Linked DNA regions of Homo sapiens: region 1 is linked to region 2. The links are chromatin contacts, found by Hi-C or POLR2A ChIA-PET in ENCODE. All regions are on one chromosome and are shown on one strand. The core of a region is the stretch at or near the end of the contact, and the rest is flanking DNA. Distances in the headings are between cores, read along the strand shown. Region 1 holds the start of TMEM44 (transmembrane protein 44). Region 2 holds the start of GP5 (glycoprotein V platelet).

The links. Hi-C counts contacts between places; a loop is a spot of excess contacts on that map. ChIA-PET counts read pairs that join two places held with the same protein, here RNA polymerase II (POLR2A). Pooled maps may share reads with other maps.
Region 1: a pooled map shows a loop between it and region 2 (6-fold over the local background). The contact joins the promoter of TMEM44 here to the promoter of GP5 in region 2. A Hi-C loop is called at or near these places in 8 of 50 pooled maps. POLR2A ChIA-PET finds 5 or more read pairs at or near these places in 7 of 52 experiments (A673, H1, HepG2 and 4 more).

The regions. Positions count from the first base shown.
Region 1 is chr3:194,628,246-194,635,164 of GRCh38, forward strand. It overlaps TMEM44 (transmembrane protein 44), which reads right to left and starts at 5,174. Exons shown (of 10, transcript NM_001011655.3): 1 at 4,834-5,174; 2 at 138-264. The coding sequence starts at 4,970. It overlaps TMEM44-AS2 (TMEM44 antisense RNA 2), which reads left to right and starts at 4,683. Exons shown (of 2, transcript NR_186047.1): 1 at 4,683-4,922. RefSeq lists a silencer at 4,943-5,372.
Region 2 is chr3:194,393,206-194,400,683 of GRCh38, forward strand. GP5 (glycoprotein V platelet) reads right to left here and starts at 6,061. Exons shown (of 2, transcript NM_004488.2): 1 at 6,033-6,061; 2 at 1,616-5,079. The coding sequence starts at 5,077. The coding sequence ends at 3,395. RefSeq lists a silencer at 3,962-4,011 and enhancers at 6,891-7,444, 7,445-7,478.

The DNA.
Region 1 (6,919 bases), core at 3,924-6,423, 230 kb after region 2:
AGGCACAGGTTCTGAGGTGACACTGTGCTATGCATGTTGCAGCAACAAGACAAAAGCCACCACGGCTGCAGCAGAGAGAAAGGCCAGGCCTCCCTTAGTGCTGGCCTAAGCCACTGTCAGCTGGAGGCCCAACATACCTGGATTGTGAGCTGTCTGGCCAGAAGAGCCCCGACGGTGTCACACAGACTGGTCAGGAGGCAGCACGCAGCACACAGTGCCGACTGGTCCTGTCTGGGTTTCTGTGCACATCTCAGATAGAGAAGCCTGGGGTGACAGGGGTGTGGACAGAACACAGCAACTGTGAGTTTGGACCCAAACGCATGTATCTAAAAAGGGCAACTGTGACCCCGCATCGTCAGGGAGCTCTTTCTGCCCGAGGTATTTAGGACGTGTTTTTGAACTGAGTTTACAGATGGGAACCAATCAGAAGACTCCAGAGCCGCCTGTCCAGATGCCCATGGCAGGAGCTAGACCTCGTGAGATGTGAAGACACCGCCTCTTTGGAGGAAGAGGAATTTTACTTTCCGACTCCAAATCAGGACGGCTCCATTTGATGACCCCCCACCTAGCACTGAAAAAGCAGCCATCGGGTTTTATTTTTTGAAAAGGAAACAGGAGGGTTATAAAAGTAACTCAGGCTGGGTATGGTGGCTCACACCTGTAATCCCAGCAGTTTGGGAGGCCGAGGCAGGAGGATCCTCTGAGGTCAGGAGTTCGAGACCATCCTGGCCAACATGGTGAAACCCCGCCCCTACTAAAAATACAAAAATTAGCCGGGTGTGGTGGCGTGCGCCTGTAATCCCAGCTACTCCGGAGGCTGAGGCAAGAGAATTGCTTGAACCCAGGAGGCAGAGGTTGCAGTGAGCCAAGATCACACCATTGCACTCCAGCCTGGGTGACAAAGCGAGACTCCGTCTCAAAAAAAAAAAAAAGCAACCCAACCACTGCAGATAACTGCAGAGCACAGTTAATTGCCTGAATTAAAAAGACAACTTGTTTCTCTGAAATAAATTCAAACGAAATTCTTCTAAACCATCTGTGAAGTGGGGCAGCCTGGCTTCTGCTGGCCTGTGTCCATGTTCTTTAAACACAGAGCCCTTTTGGCACTTGGAGCTGTCCCTCCCTCAGCGCCCCCACAGCCACTTCTCCCCTTACAGCCCCTCCCCAGTCCATATCCACTGGAGAAGATGCACGGAAGGGCAGGAAGGGGCTGGCTGTTTCTATCAGCGTCACTGATAGGGCCTCTGAAATACGTTGTTGTACATGCCTCCCGAAGGGGCTGGCTGTATCTATCGGCGTCACTGATAGGGCCTCTGAAATACATTGTCGTACATGCCTCCTGAAGGGGCTGGCTGTTTCTATCGGCGTCCCTGATAGGGCCTCTGAAACACGTTGTCGTACCTGCCTCCCGAAGGGGCTGGCTGTTTCCATCGGCGTCACTGACAGGGCCCCTGAAATAATACGCTGTCGTACCTGCCTCCCGGAGGGGCTGGCTGTTTCCATCGGCGTCACTGATAGGGCCCCTGAAATAATACGCTGTCGTACCTGCCTCCCGGAGGGGCTGGCTGTTTCCATCGGCGTCACTGATAGGGCCCCTGAAATAATACGCTGTCGTACCTGCCTCCCGAAGGGGCTGGCTGTTTCCATCGGCGTCACTGATAGGGCCCCTGAAATAATACGCTGTCGTACTGCCTCCCGAAGGGGCTGGCTGTTTCCATCGGCGTCACTGATAGGGCCCCTGAAATAGTATGCTGTCGTACCTGCCTCCAGAAGGGGCTGGCTGTTTCCATCGGCGTCACTGATAGGGTCCCTGAAATAATACGCTGTCGTACCTGCCTCCCGAAGGGGCTGGCTGTTTCCATCGGCGTCACTGATAGGGCCCCTGAAATAATACGCTGTCGTACCTGCTTCCCGAAGGGGCTGGCTGTTTCCATCGGCGTCACTGATAGGGCCCCTGAAATAATACGCTGTCGTACTGCCTCCCGAAGGGGCTGGCTGTTTCCATCGGCGTCACTGATAGGGCCCCTGAAATAGTATGCTGTCGTACCTGCCTCCAGAAGGGGCTGGCTGTTTCCATCGGCGTCACTGATAGGGCCCCTGAAATGATACGCTGTCGTACCTGCCTCCCGAAGGGGCTGGCTGTTTCCGTCGGCATCACTGATAGGGCCCCTGAAATAATACGCTGTCGTACTGCCTCCCGAAGGGGCTGGCTGTTTCCATCGGCGTCACTGATAGGGCCCCTGAAATAGTATGCTGTCGTACCTGCCTCCAGAAGGGGCTGGCTGTTTCCATCGGCGTCACTGATAGGGCCCCTGAAATGATACGCTGTCGTACCTGCCTCCCGAAGGGGCTGGCTGTTTCCATCGGCGTCACTGATAGGGCCCCTGAAATAGTATGCTGTCGTACCTGCCTCCAGAAGGGGCTGGCTGTTTCCATCGGCGTCACTGATAGGGCCCCTGAAATGATACGCTGTCGTACCTGCCTCCCGAAGGGGCTGGCTGTTTCCGTCGGCGTCACTGATGGGGCCTCTGAAATACGTTGTCGCACGTGCCTCCTGGAGGGGCTGGCTGTTTCCGTCGGCATCACTGATAGGGCCTCTGAAATAATACGCTGTCGTACCTGCCTCCCGAAGGGGCTGGCTGTTTCCGTCAGCGTCACTGATGGGGCCTCTGAAATACGTTGTCGCACATGCCTCCTGGAGGGGCTGGCTGTTTCCGTCGGCATCACTGATAGGGCCTCTGAAATAATACGCTGTTGTACCTGCCTCCCGAAGGGGCTGGCTGTTTCCGTCGGCATCACTGATAGGGCCTCTGAAATAATACGTTGTCGCACGTGCCTCCCGAAGGGGCTGGCTGTTTCTATTGGCGTCACCGATAGGGCCTCTGAAATACGTTGTCATACCTGCCTCCCGAAGGGGCTGGCTGTTTCCCTCAGCGTCACTGATAGGGCCTCTGAAATATGTTGTCGTACCTGCCTTCCGAAGGGGCTGGCTGTTTCTATCGGCGTCACTGATAGGGCCTCTGAAATACATTGTCGTACCTGCCTCCTTGCTACATTTCTCTGGAGACACCGAGACAGGGTGGCAGCGCTGGCTTCATTTCCACTCAGCAGAGGGTGGTGCTCATTCCACATCCTTAGGACGATTTAGCTGATTCTGAGCGCCTGTCCTTGGGAATGGTGGATGAGTACAGAGGGCTCTTGGCTTTCTAAACATTTCCTGACCTGCTGGCCCAAGCCTGAAGCTCACAGTGGCAACATCAACTTCAGTCTGGGCCCTGGGCTCCTAAAACCAATTGAAGACCAAGGAGTGGAGATTCTTAAATTGGAGACTCCCAGAGGCGGACCCCAATTAGAAATAATTTATATCAACCCTCCCATTTGAGAGGACAAAACTGAGGCCTCTGGTGAGAAGGTGAGTTAATGGTGGTCTTCTGGCTTCACACGCGGGGGCTTTGCTCCGTACCCTGTTGTTCTCAGCCACTTCCCCAGCTCTTGGGGCCAGGGTGCCAGCTGACCTTAACCCAGCCCACACACCACTCCGAAGACACATTCTTCTAAGAGAAAGGGGAGCAGGGGAGGTTCAGGGATGGCAAGGCCCTGAAAACAAATGGGTATGTCCAGATCCCAGGCAGGGTGAGAAGCAGAGGCTCACTCTTAACCCCTCCAAGGTTGGCAAAGTGCCTAACAGTGCTGGTCTGAGGACAACTGTGAGGAACAAAAGGATAATGCGTGTCCAGCGCCTTGTTAGTTTCCAGCCTCTGATCTGAACAGTTTAATCTCTCTTACCAGCCTGCCCCTTTCCAATAGGATCTGGGGTTTTGGTTCTTTCCTTTCACTCAGACAAGTTATTTAACCTCTCAGAACCTCAGGGTTCCCTACAGAAAGTGGGGGTAACAGCACCTACCTCCTGGTGCTGATATTGTGAGTGGCAGGCATTGAATGAGTTAATGAATGCAACACTGGGCCTACAGTAAATGTTCTAGGCGTCTTTTTATTTGTATTGCAGTACTGGGTAGTGGGGCTGCAGAATCTCTGCAATACGACCAAACGCCTTAGGAGAATATCCACTGAGTGCCTACAGGGAGACAGTTCTAACCTCTCCCAGGGGTGCTGGTCCTTTCTCCCCTGCCAGGGAATGCTTGGGCGGCACCATCCTGAGCACTGCTAGTGGATTTCCATGCCTAGGACAGAGCGGCTGAGGACCTGGAGATTCACTCTTAGAACTTAGGCTACCGTGGGCATCTGGACAAACCAGTCCAGGTGCTGGACAGACCAGGGCAAAGACAGGCCAGCTGGATCATATCACTACCTCCCTTCCCACCTAAGAGGACTTTGGGTAAACTGAGGCCAGAAACATCAAGGGACTTGCCAAGGTCCTAAGAGTTGGTGGCCTAGCTGGAGCAATACAAATGATGTTTAATGAGCATTTACTAAGTGCTTTAACGGTACTGATTCATCGAATCCTCCCATCATCCTATGAGGTATTATCTCCGGTCATAGGAGGCCCAGAGAGGTTCTGGAGCTTGCCCAGGTCACACTGCGAGTCAATGGCGAAGGGCTGACAATAGCACCCAGGGCTCGCGGTGTCCTCGGGGCCCCATCCGCTGCACCACCCAGCCTCCTCCCTTTGGCTCACAGCCCAGCTTCCCTGTGCGTGGGATCCGGAAAGAAGATCCCACTTCAGTCTACAGAGCAATGTTCCATTGGATCCTATTACTGAGCCATCTCCTTCATCCCCCTTTCCGCCCCCTCCTCTAGGTTTCCGAGAGGGAGCAGCAGGGGATTGGCGCCCGTTTCCCCGCCCGACAGCCCCCCGACCCGTGGCCCCATTACAGCGCGTGGGCGGCGATCCAGCAGGAGGAGGCGCAGATCCACAGGCCGAAGGAGATGCAGACGCGGTGGCGGGCGAAGCAGCGGTCCAGGTAGTCCCAGTCCCAGAGCGCGGGCGCGGGGCTGGGCGCCTCCCCCATGGCGCGGCTGGGCGCGCGGCGCGGGGCCGGGGACCTGGGCGCAGCCTCCCTCGCCGCGGGCAAGCCCCGAGCGCCGCCGCCCCGCGTGCCCTTCTCTGGGTTCCGTTCCGCCGCGGCGCCTCCGGCCGAGCGCACCGACCGCGGGCAGAGAAGGGCGCGCTCCCGGGCGCGGGCGGCGGCGGCGAAGGCGCCGGGGAAAAGTTTCCGGGACCGCGCGCTCCCCACCCCTCGCGCTATTGTCGGGGGTCGGCAGGGCGGAGGCCGCCCCCCAGCGGCGGGAGCCGGGAGCTGCGCGCGCACAAAGACTGCGGCCCCCGCCCCCCGCCGACCTCTTCGCGGTCACCCACCTCCAACATCCTGGCCGGAGCGGGGCGGGCGGCTGGGCTCGCGGACGGCCGAGTCCCTGCCGGTCGCTGTAAGGCACGGCGTCCCTTCCTGCGTATTGTCCACATTTCCTGAGCCAACAGCAATTAGTTGCGCTGCTGAAGCGCATGGGTGCTGGGATCCCGAGGTGAAGGGGGCGTGGTCCTGATCGCCGACAGGGCGCAGTAAAAAGGGTGGGGTGCAAGACCAGGAAGGAGGAAACAAACGTGCCGGAGAACAAATACCCCCACATCTGCCTCTCACTCTCCTTTCTGAAGCTGCCAACGGCACCCTCCGCCCCCAGGCAGTCGCCCAAGCCCTGCTCCTGGATGTCATCCTAGCCCACGGCCCCGCAGCCAAGAGCTGGTTATCTCTGCAACCGGCCGCCTCCTGTCCAGCCACACACCGCACAGTTCAAGTACACAGGGCTGTTTTTCTTGAGAGTAAACTATTATTGTAATTTTTAAATCTCCTTATTGATTTTAGTAGGTTTGTTTAAAGCAAGACATGACTTGAAAACAATATTTCTATAGAAGGAGCAGGATTGAAAAAAAGAAAAAAAATCTTTTTTAATTTTCAAAAACTACAGCTTTATTTAGATATTATTTATATGCCATAAGCATAGTCTTTTTTTTTTTTTTTTTTTTTGAGACAGAGTCTCACTCTGTTGCCCAGGCTGGAATGCAATGGTGCGATCTCAGCTCCCTGCAGCCTCCGCCTCCCAGGTTCAAGCAATTCTCCTGCCTCCGCCTCCCAAGTAGCTGGGACTACAGGTGCCCGCCACCACACCCGAGTAATTTTTGTATTTTTAGTAGAGACGGTGTTTCACCATGTTGGCCAGGCTGGTCTTAAACTCCTGACCTCGTGATCTGCCCTCCTCAGCCTCTTAAAGTGCTGGGATTACAGGTGTGAGCCACCACATCCAGCCTACATAGTACTTTTAAAATGTACAATTCTGGCCAGGCACGGTGGCTCACAACTGTAGTCCCTGCACTTTGGGAGGCTGAGGCAGGCGGATCACTTGAGGTCAGGAGCTCAAGACCGGCCTGGCCAACATGGTGAAACACTGTCTCTACTAAAAATACAAAAATTAGCCGGGCATGGTGGTGCGCGCCTGTAATCCCAGCACTTTGGGAGGCCGAGGCAGGTGGATCACTTGAGGTCAGGAGTTTGAGACCACCCTGGCCAACATGGTGAAACCCCATCTCTACTAAAAACACAAAAATTAGCCAGGCATGATGGCAGGCGCCTGTAATCCCAGCTACTCGGGAGACTGAGGCAGGAGAACTGCTTGAACCTGGGAGGCGGAGATTGCTGTGAGCTGAGATGGCGCCACTGCACTCCAGCCTGGGCGACAGAGCAAGACTCCATCTCAAAACAAAACAAAAAATAAAATGTACAATTCAGCAGTTTTTAGTGTATCCATAGCGTTGTGCAACCAACATCACTGTCTACTTTTAGAACATTTTCATCACCCCCATCTGAAAAGAACCCGGCCCACTGGCAGTTACTGTCCACTCCCCTCAACACTCGCAGCCCAGGAATCGCAAATCTACCTTCTGTCTCTATGGATTTGCCCATTTTGG
Region 2 (7,478 bases), core at 4,811-7,310:
TAGTAAAAGTTCTAAACAAAACAGCAAGCTGAATTCAGCAATATATTTTAAATACACATAGCATGGCTTGGTTTACTTCGGGAATGCAAGAATGAATTTACTTTTCCAAAATCTATAAATTTATTCACCATTTTAACACATTGAAGAAGAAAAATGATATGAGCATCTCAATAGTTAAGATAAAAATGGATAAAATCTAACTTTACTGATTATTTTAAAATATACTTAGCAAACTCAGACTAGAAACATCACATTTATTGATGAAACATTAGAGACCTACCCTTTGCAACCAAGATAGTTCTAAGGATGCTCACTGTTCTGCTCAACATTATAGTGGAGGTTTTAGCCAGTGCAGGAAGATATTTTAAAACAGAAAAATAAATCAATAATGGGTGTAAGGTTTTAATAGGAAGAAGCAAATTATCAGAATTATTACTAGACATAAGATAATTATGTAAAAATAAATTACATTCTTATATATTGGTAATAAAAATTAGAAAATACAACTTTTTTTATTTTTTTCTTTAGAAAATATAACTTTTTAAAAAGATGCCATCTACAATAGCAATGACAAATCAAAAAAGAGGAAGGATACCTAGGAATAAATCTAACAAAATCAGTGCAAGGTTTCTTTTTTTTATATACTTTAAGTTCTAGGGTACATGTGCACAACGTGCAGGTTTGTTACATATGAATACATGTGCCAGGTTGGTTGGCTGCACCCATTAACTCGTCATTTACATTAGGTATTTCTCCTAACACTATCCCTCTCCCAGCCCCCCACCCCCCGACAGTCCAGGCGTGTGACGTTCCCCGCCCTGTGTCCAAGTGTTCTCATTGTTCAATTCCCACCTATGAGTGAGAACATGCGGTGTTTGGTTTTCTGTTCTTATAGTGAAGGTTTTTATAAAAAAAATTCTAAAACATCACTGAAAGATTTAAAATGACGTAAATAAATGGGAAGATGAACCATGCTTACTGGCAAGAACACTAGGTATTGTAAAAAATACAGATTCTTCCCCAAATTAGTTTTAAATTTACTGCAATTTTTTTTTTTTTTTTTTGAGATGGAGTCTCGCTCTGTCGCCCAGGCTAGAGTGCAGTGGCACGATCTCGGCTCACTGCAACCTCCGCCTCCCGGGTTCAAGTGATTCTCCTGCCTCAGTGTCCCAAGTAGCTGGGATTACAGGCACCTGCCACCGCACCCAGCTAATTTTTGTATTTTTAGTAGAGACGGGGTTTTACCATCTTGGCCAGGCTGGTCTCAAACTCCTGACCTTGTGATCCACCCACCTCAGCCTCCCAAAGTGCTGAGATTACAGGCGTGAGCTGTAAGTTCTATTAAAATCCCAGCAGGGTTTTTCAATGGAGTTGACATGCTGACCCTGAAATATTCATAGAATTGCAAAGAACCAAGAATAGAAGAAAAACAAGGTGGAGAGATGACCCTATACCAAAAATTATTAAAGCTCCAATAATGGAGACCGTGAGTCTGGTATGGGACTAGACAAGTAGACCAATGGAGAACCCAGAAACCAACTCCCACAGCTGCAGAACCCAGAAACAAATGCCACGATCCAGCTCTCCTGCTCCACATCCACCTGGTGGTGTTGGAGGATCCATTGCTCTGGATTGTGAGCACAGAGTCTGGCCACCCAGGGCTGAGGCCATCCGCAGGGGAAGACAGACTGATGTGAATGTAACCTCCAGTCTGAGAAAGTTCGGACTTACCCTTATACACAGAGAAAAATACCAACTCAAAGCTCTTCTTTAGAAATCATGATGCCAATAATAATTGCTCATCCTTTAGTAATAATAGCTAACATTCATTAACATGTATTGCCTGCAGGCCGCTGGGCTAAGTCATTATATGCTTTATTGCCTTTAATTCTCACAAAAACTCTACGAAGCAGGTACTATGTTATCCTGTTTTAAGGTTCAGGAAACCAAGGCTTAGAGAATGTAAGCAGGTGTCTTACCCAAAGTCCCATGCAGTTAGTAAGTGGTAGAGCTGGGATTTGAACCCACAGTTGTCAACTCGCCAGCCCCTGTTTTAACCACTGCCTCTCATAAGCACAGACATTCAATTAAAGCAACAAAGGTTTTACGGCTTTCAGTTGGAAGAACAAATGAGACTGTGACAGCAGCTGAACTAGAATCAAGCTTATCATTATATTCATGAATACCAGTCACATGTTAACTGCTCCATAAATGCTTGTGAAATGAGGTGGCAGAGTTCCAGGAAATGCAAATCAATCCAGTTTCAAAATGACATGTTGCATGGATGTAAAGCAAGTGGAAACTCACAGGAGGCTCAGGAAACACGCTGGACCTACACTGGGCACCTGGAGGGAAGGCTCCGTGTTTTCTTCCTCTCTCAGCCTCACAGAAGTCGCTTATCCTGAAAATGCTCATGCATGAATGGAGTCCAGTGCTCTCCCAAGTAGCCCATAGGTCAGAGAGACATAAAGTGAGAAAAATGGAGCAAGGGAAAAAATGGCAAGAGCTCTACTTCTCAAATAAAATTCGATGAAGAGGGCCAGGTGTAGTGGCTTACGCCTGTAATCCCAGCACTTTGGGAGGCCAAGGCGGGCAGATCACTTGTGGCCAGGAGTTCAAGACCAGGAGTTTGAGATCAGCCAGGCCAATATGGCAAAGCCCCGTCTCTACTTTAAAAAGTACAAAAATTAGCCGGGTGTAGTGGCACACGCCTCTAATCCCAGCTACTCAGAACGCTGAGGCATGAGAATCACTTGAACCTGGGAGGCGGAGGCTGCAGTGAACTGAGACGGCCCACTGCACGCCAGCCTGGGCCACAGAGCTAGACTGTCCAAAAACAAAAACAAAAAATTAGATAGAGCAACAGCCTATCCTTTCCCTCCAGGAAAAGCCATCATCACTTGGATGGCATGTGTTCCTTTATCCACGCATTGATTTCACAAACATTTACCGGCTTACTCTGTGCAGGAGACAGGCCCCGGCCTGGAGCTGTCCCCTTACTCAGTAGACACTGAAGAGGCCCCTCTCTCCACCAGACGCCAAGCCAGGCACAGCGGAGCACGGATGGGTCCAACACAGTCCAGCGCCCCCGGCAGTGTCAGCGCACACCCGCGTGGGAGCTGGGGAAGGCAGGCAACCACAGTTTACAAACGTCAAGCTCAGTTTCCAGGAACGGGCGGGGGACACAGAGAGGAGGGGTTGCGGGCCTGTGAGAATGAAGAGCACAGAGCGGAGAGGGGGAGGAGGAGGGAAAGGAAGGCGTGGCAGTGAGAGAGAAGAGGAAGAAGAGAGGAGGAGTGGGGAGGGGAGGGAGAGCAAGACAGCAGCGGGTCTGGATTCCCCTCCGAGCCACATCTGGTCAGGTTCTAAGTAATTAGAAGATTTTCCCATTGGTTTACCCAAGGGCTCTCTCTCTGATTAATTTTCGAAAGAGTTGGCCAATTTTAATCATAGCAAACACGATGATCACGGTGATCATGGCCTGAACAGCTAAAAGCAGAAAATAAAACCCCCAGAACGGACTATGATCTTGACCTTTGCCCGTGGTCACCGGCTGGGCCCACACCCAGGGTTCTGAGCTGTTGGGAGCCAAGGCTGGGTGGACAGGGGCTTCCGAGGAGCTGTCCGCAGCGGGGCGGGGAGGCGGGCCCCGGGGGCCCGGGCACTCCGCGTCACCCCCCGGCAGGGCCCAGAGCGGCAGGCCGGCGTGCGCCCCAGGGCCTGCGCACCGTGGGGGCTCTTCCCCGCCCACGAGGCCTAGGTGCTGCCGCAGCCACCCCAGGAAGGGCCCCAGGCCACAGTCGCAGCGCCAGGAGTTGTGCCCCAACAGGACCTCCGTCAGCCGGGGCAGAGCCCCAAACACGTCGCCAGGCAGGGTCTCCAGCTGGTTGTGGTCGAGCTGGACGCTCTCCAGGCTGCTGAGATTGCGGAAGAGGGCACGGGGCAGGGCGCGCAGCCTGTTGCGGCGCAGGGACACCTGGCGCAGCTTGCCGAGGCCGCGCAGCAAGCCGTCGGGGAGGGCGGTCAGGCCGTTGGAGTGCAGGGCGAGCACCTGGAGCTCGCCAAGGCCCTGGAAGGCGCCCTGCGGAAGCGCGCTCAGCCGCGGGCTCAGAGTCACCCCTAAGTACCGCAGGCGGCTCAGGTTGCGGAAGGCGGCGGCGGGCAGGGTGCGCAGCTGGGTGCGGTTCAGCCACAGCTCCTGCAGGCCCCCCATCTCCCCGAAGAGCACCCCCGGGAGCTCTGCCAGCGGGTTCTCGAACAGAGTCAACAGAGTCAGATTGTGCGAATGAAGAAAGAGCGCAGAGGGGAGAAACGCAAGGTGGTTTCTCGAAAGCGTCAAAGAACTGAGGTTTGGGAGCCGGTCGAAGGCCCCGGGTGCGATGGAACGGATGTGATTTCGGTGGAACTGCAGCTCCGTCAGGGCGCCCAGGCTGTTCAACAGCCCCGAATCCAGAGACACAAGGCGGTTCGAGTGGAGCAGAAGTCTCTCGAGCTTAGCCTGTGCTCCAAGCAACCCCTTGGGCAGGTGGGTCAGGTTGTTTCCCGATAAATCCAACAACTTCAGGTTCTCCAGATTCGTGAAGAGACTGGCAGGAAGGAAATCGAGCTGATTCTGGTTCAGAGCGAGCTCCTGCAGGTTAACCAGTTTCTGAAACATGTTTTGGTCAATGCCCCTTAGCGCATTGTGGTCCAAAAACAACTGCTCCAGGAGCACCATCTTATCCAGCAGCGCACCTGGAAGATGCGTGATTTTGTTGCGCGACAGCCTCAGGGTTTTCAGTTTTATCAGGTCACTGAAGGTGCCGGGGGCAACGGCGGAAATGTGGCTGTCGGAGATCATGAGGCGCTGCAGGACGGTCATGCCGCTGAAGCTCTGGCTCTGCAGGACGCCGCGGCCCATTCCGAAGAGCAGGATGTGCGTGAGGTTGGTGGGCAGGCCTAGCGCGGAGATGCGCGCCACGTCGCCCCCCGAGCACTGCGCGGCGTCCCGGAAGACACACTTGCAAGCTGGCGGACAGGGGAAGGGCTGGGCGCGCAGAAGCCCGAGCACCGCGCACAGTAGAGTCCCCCTCAGCATGTCTGAAAAAGCAACCGTGGGAGTGTGGTCAACACACAGGAGCGTTCGCGCCTGTACTGAACCCTGGGATCCTGCACTTTGTGCAGAGGCACAATCCTTTCGCCAGAATTCTCACTCCCTCTTTTCTTAGGACTACAGATTTCCCTACGTGGTGAAAAGACACTCATTCTACACTGCGTGGCCTCATGCTTTTGCTTTATTGATTTTCCACTCTCAGTTTAAAGCATTGAGATTACAGAGTTTTCAAGCTACCGAATAGCCAATACTTTAAAGTCCTTACATAGAGAATTAAAATAATCATTCTCACATTCAAGCTCACAGACATCACAAAGCAATGTCCATTGTGAAAACGGCTCTGCTCTTGACTTTATAACTTACCCTGCATTGGCTATAACCAACAGTCAAGAAGGGAACAGCAAAGTCTGCAGCCACCACCATCTGATTCTTTTGCTCACAATCATGCTATTTCCACAGTACCAAGTTACTCTATTAAAGGACACCCCCAAAACAGCGAACACCTTCAATCAACAGCCAACAAAAGCATATAATAATACCTATCACTTTACGCCATGCATTGTTCTCAGCTCTTTATTTATACTACATGCATTTAATCCTTACAATAACCTTAGGAGGTAAGTATATTATCCCCGATTCAAGGATGAAGGCACAGAGGCACAGAAAGGCTCAACAGTATAACTAGGGTCACATAGAATTTGAGGGTAGTATTTCTGACTTAGCCATAAAGAGCTACTATTTCTAAGATGCTTAACTAAAGGTAATACTCACGGCACTGAATTTTCTGGGAAATGCACACCATACTACTAACCTGCCAAAACAATGTTTCCTAAGCGAAATTTTACATAAATTGCTTCTCGTGCAATTTTACTTCTCATGCACACACAGACTAAAGAGCCCTCTAATTTCCTATACTAATGTTTAAAATATTTGGCCTTACCTGAAATGGTTCTGCACTCCAAAGTAACTGAAAGACTTAGAGCTCTGCATGTGATTCGACACTTTCCACAGGAAGAGGGTGGTATCCTTGCATCCTGAGGATAAAGACTTTACCAGAGTAGGTCAGGAAAGGACCCTATCTCAGAGCCCTTGTTCTGGTTTTTAATGACAAATATCTTCAAACCGAGAGACCATATATAACCTGATTCCTACTGTCAAAGCCAAGAGCAGTGGGGAGAGTTTTTCCATAAATGGCACAATATAACTCTATGATGCCAGGGAAGTTCAGTGATACAGCTGGATCACTGCAGTAGCCACACCCCTAGATGGGCCACACTTCCCCTGGGTCTTCCTTTTCATGCCACATGGCCCTAATTTCCCACCCAGGTTTTTTTTTTTTTTTTTTTTTTTTTTTTTTTTTTTTTTGGTATGTGTTGTTTTTCTTTCTCCGCTTAGCAATAAAGCTAAGAACATTCTCAAATCCTCCATTTTTTTCTTCCTTTTGGGACTAATAAGGCTAAGAACATCTTTGAACTTGTTCAACAATGGCATTGCTAGGTTGCAGGATGCTCACTTGTTGTTTTTTTGGTGGGGGAGGGGGACTCTGTCGCCCAGGCTGGGGTGCAGTGGTGCGATCTCGGCTCACTGCAACCTCCTGCTCCCTGGTTCAAGCAATTCTCCTGCCTCGGCCTCACAAGTAGCTGGGATTACAGGCACACACCATCACGCCCAGCTAATTTTTTGTATTTTAGTAGAGACGGGGTTTTACCGTGTTGCCCTGGCTGGTCTTGAACTCCTGAGCTCAGGCAATCCGCCCGCCTCGGCCTCCCAAACTGCTGGGATTACAGGCATGAGCCACCACGCCCGGCCGCTCACATGTTCAGTTTAACTGGGGAAAGTCAAACTGCTCTCCAAAGTGGTTGTGTTGGTCTACGATGACACCTGCCATTTGTGAGAGTTCCTGTGCTTCCTCTCTGCCCACACGTGGCACTTCCTGCTTTTTGCCATTTCTATGAAAGATATCTCAGCATGATTTTAACTTTTCCTTTCCCTGTTTAATGATGAACTTGAACACCTTTTCACATAATTAAGGCCCACTTGTGCTTCATTTGAGAAAGCTGGGTTTCCTTTTGCCCATTTGTCTATAGGCAAAACGTGTCTACGTGTCTTTTGAACACACTGATAATGCTGTCTGCATTAAGACTTCCGGCCAGCCGCCCTGTCCGGGAGGGAGGTGGGGGGGTCAGCCCCCCGCCCGGCCGGCCGCCCCATCCGGGAGGTGAGGGGCGCCTCTGCCCGGCCGCCCCTACTGGGAAGTGAGGACCCCTCTGCCCGGCCAGCCGCCCCATCCGGGAGGTGGGGGGCGCTTCTGCCCGGCCGCCCCTACTGGGAAGTGAGGAGCCCCTCTGCCCGGCCACGACCCCGTCTGGGAGGTGTGCCTAGCGGC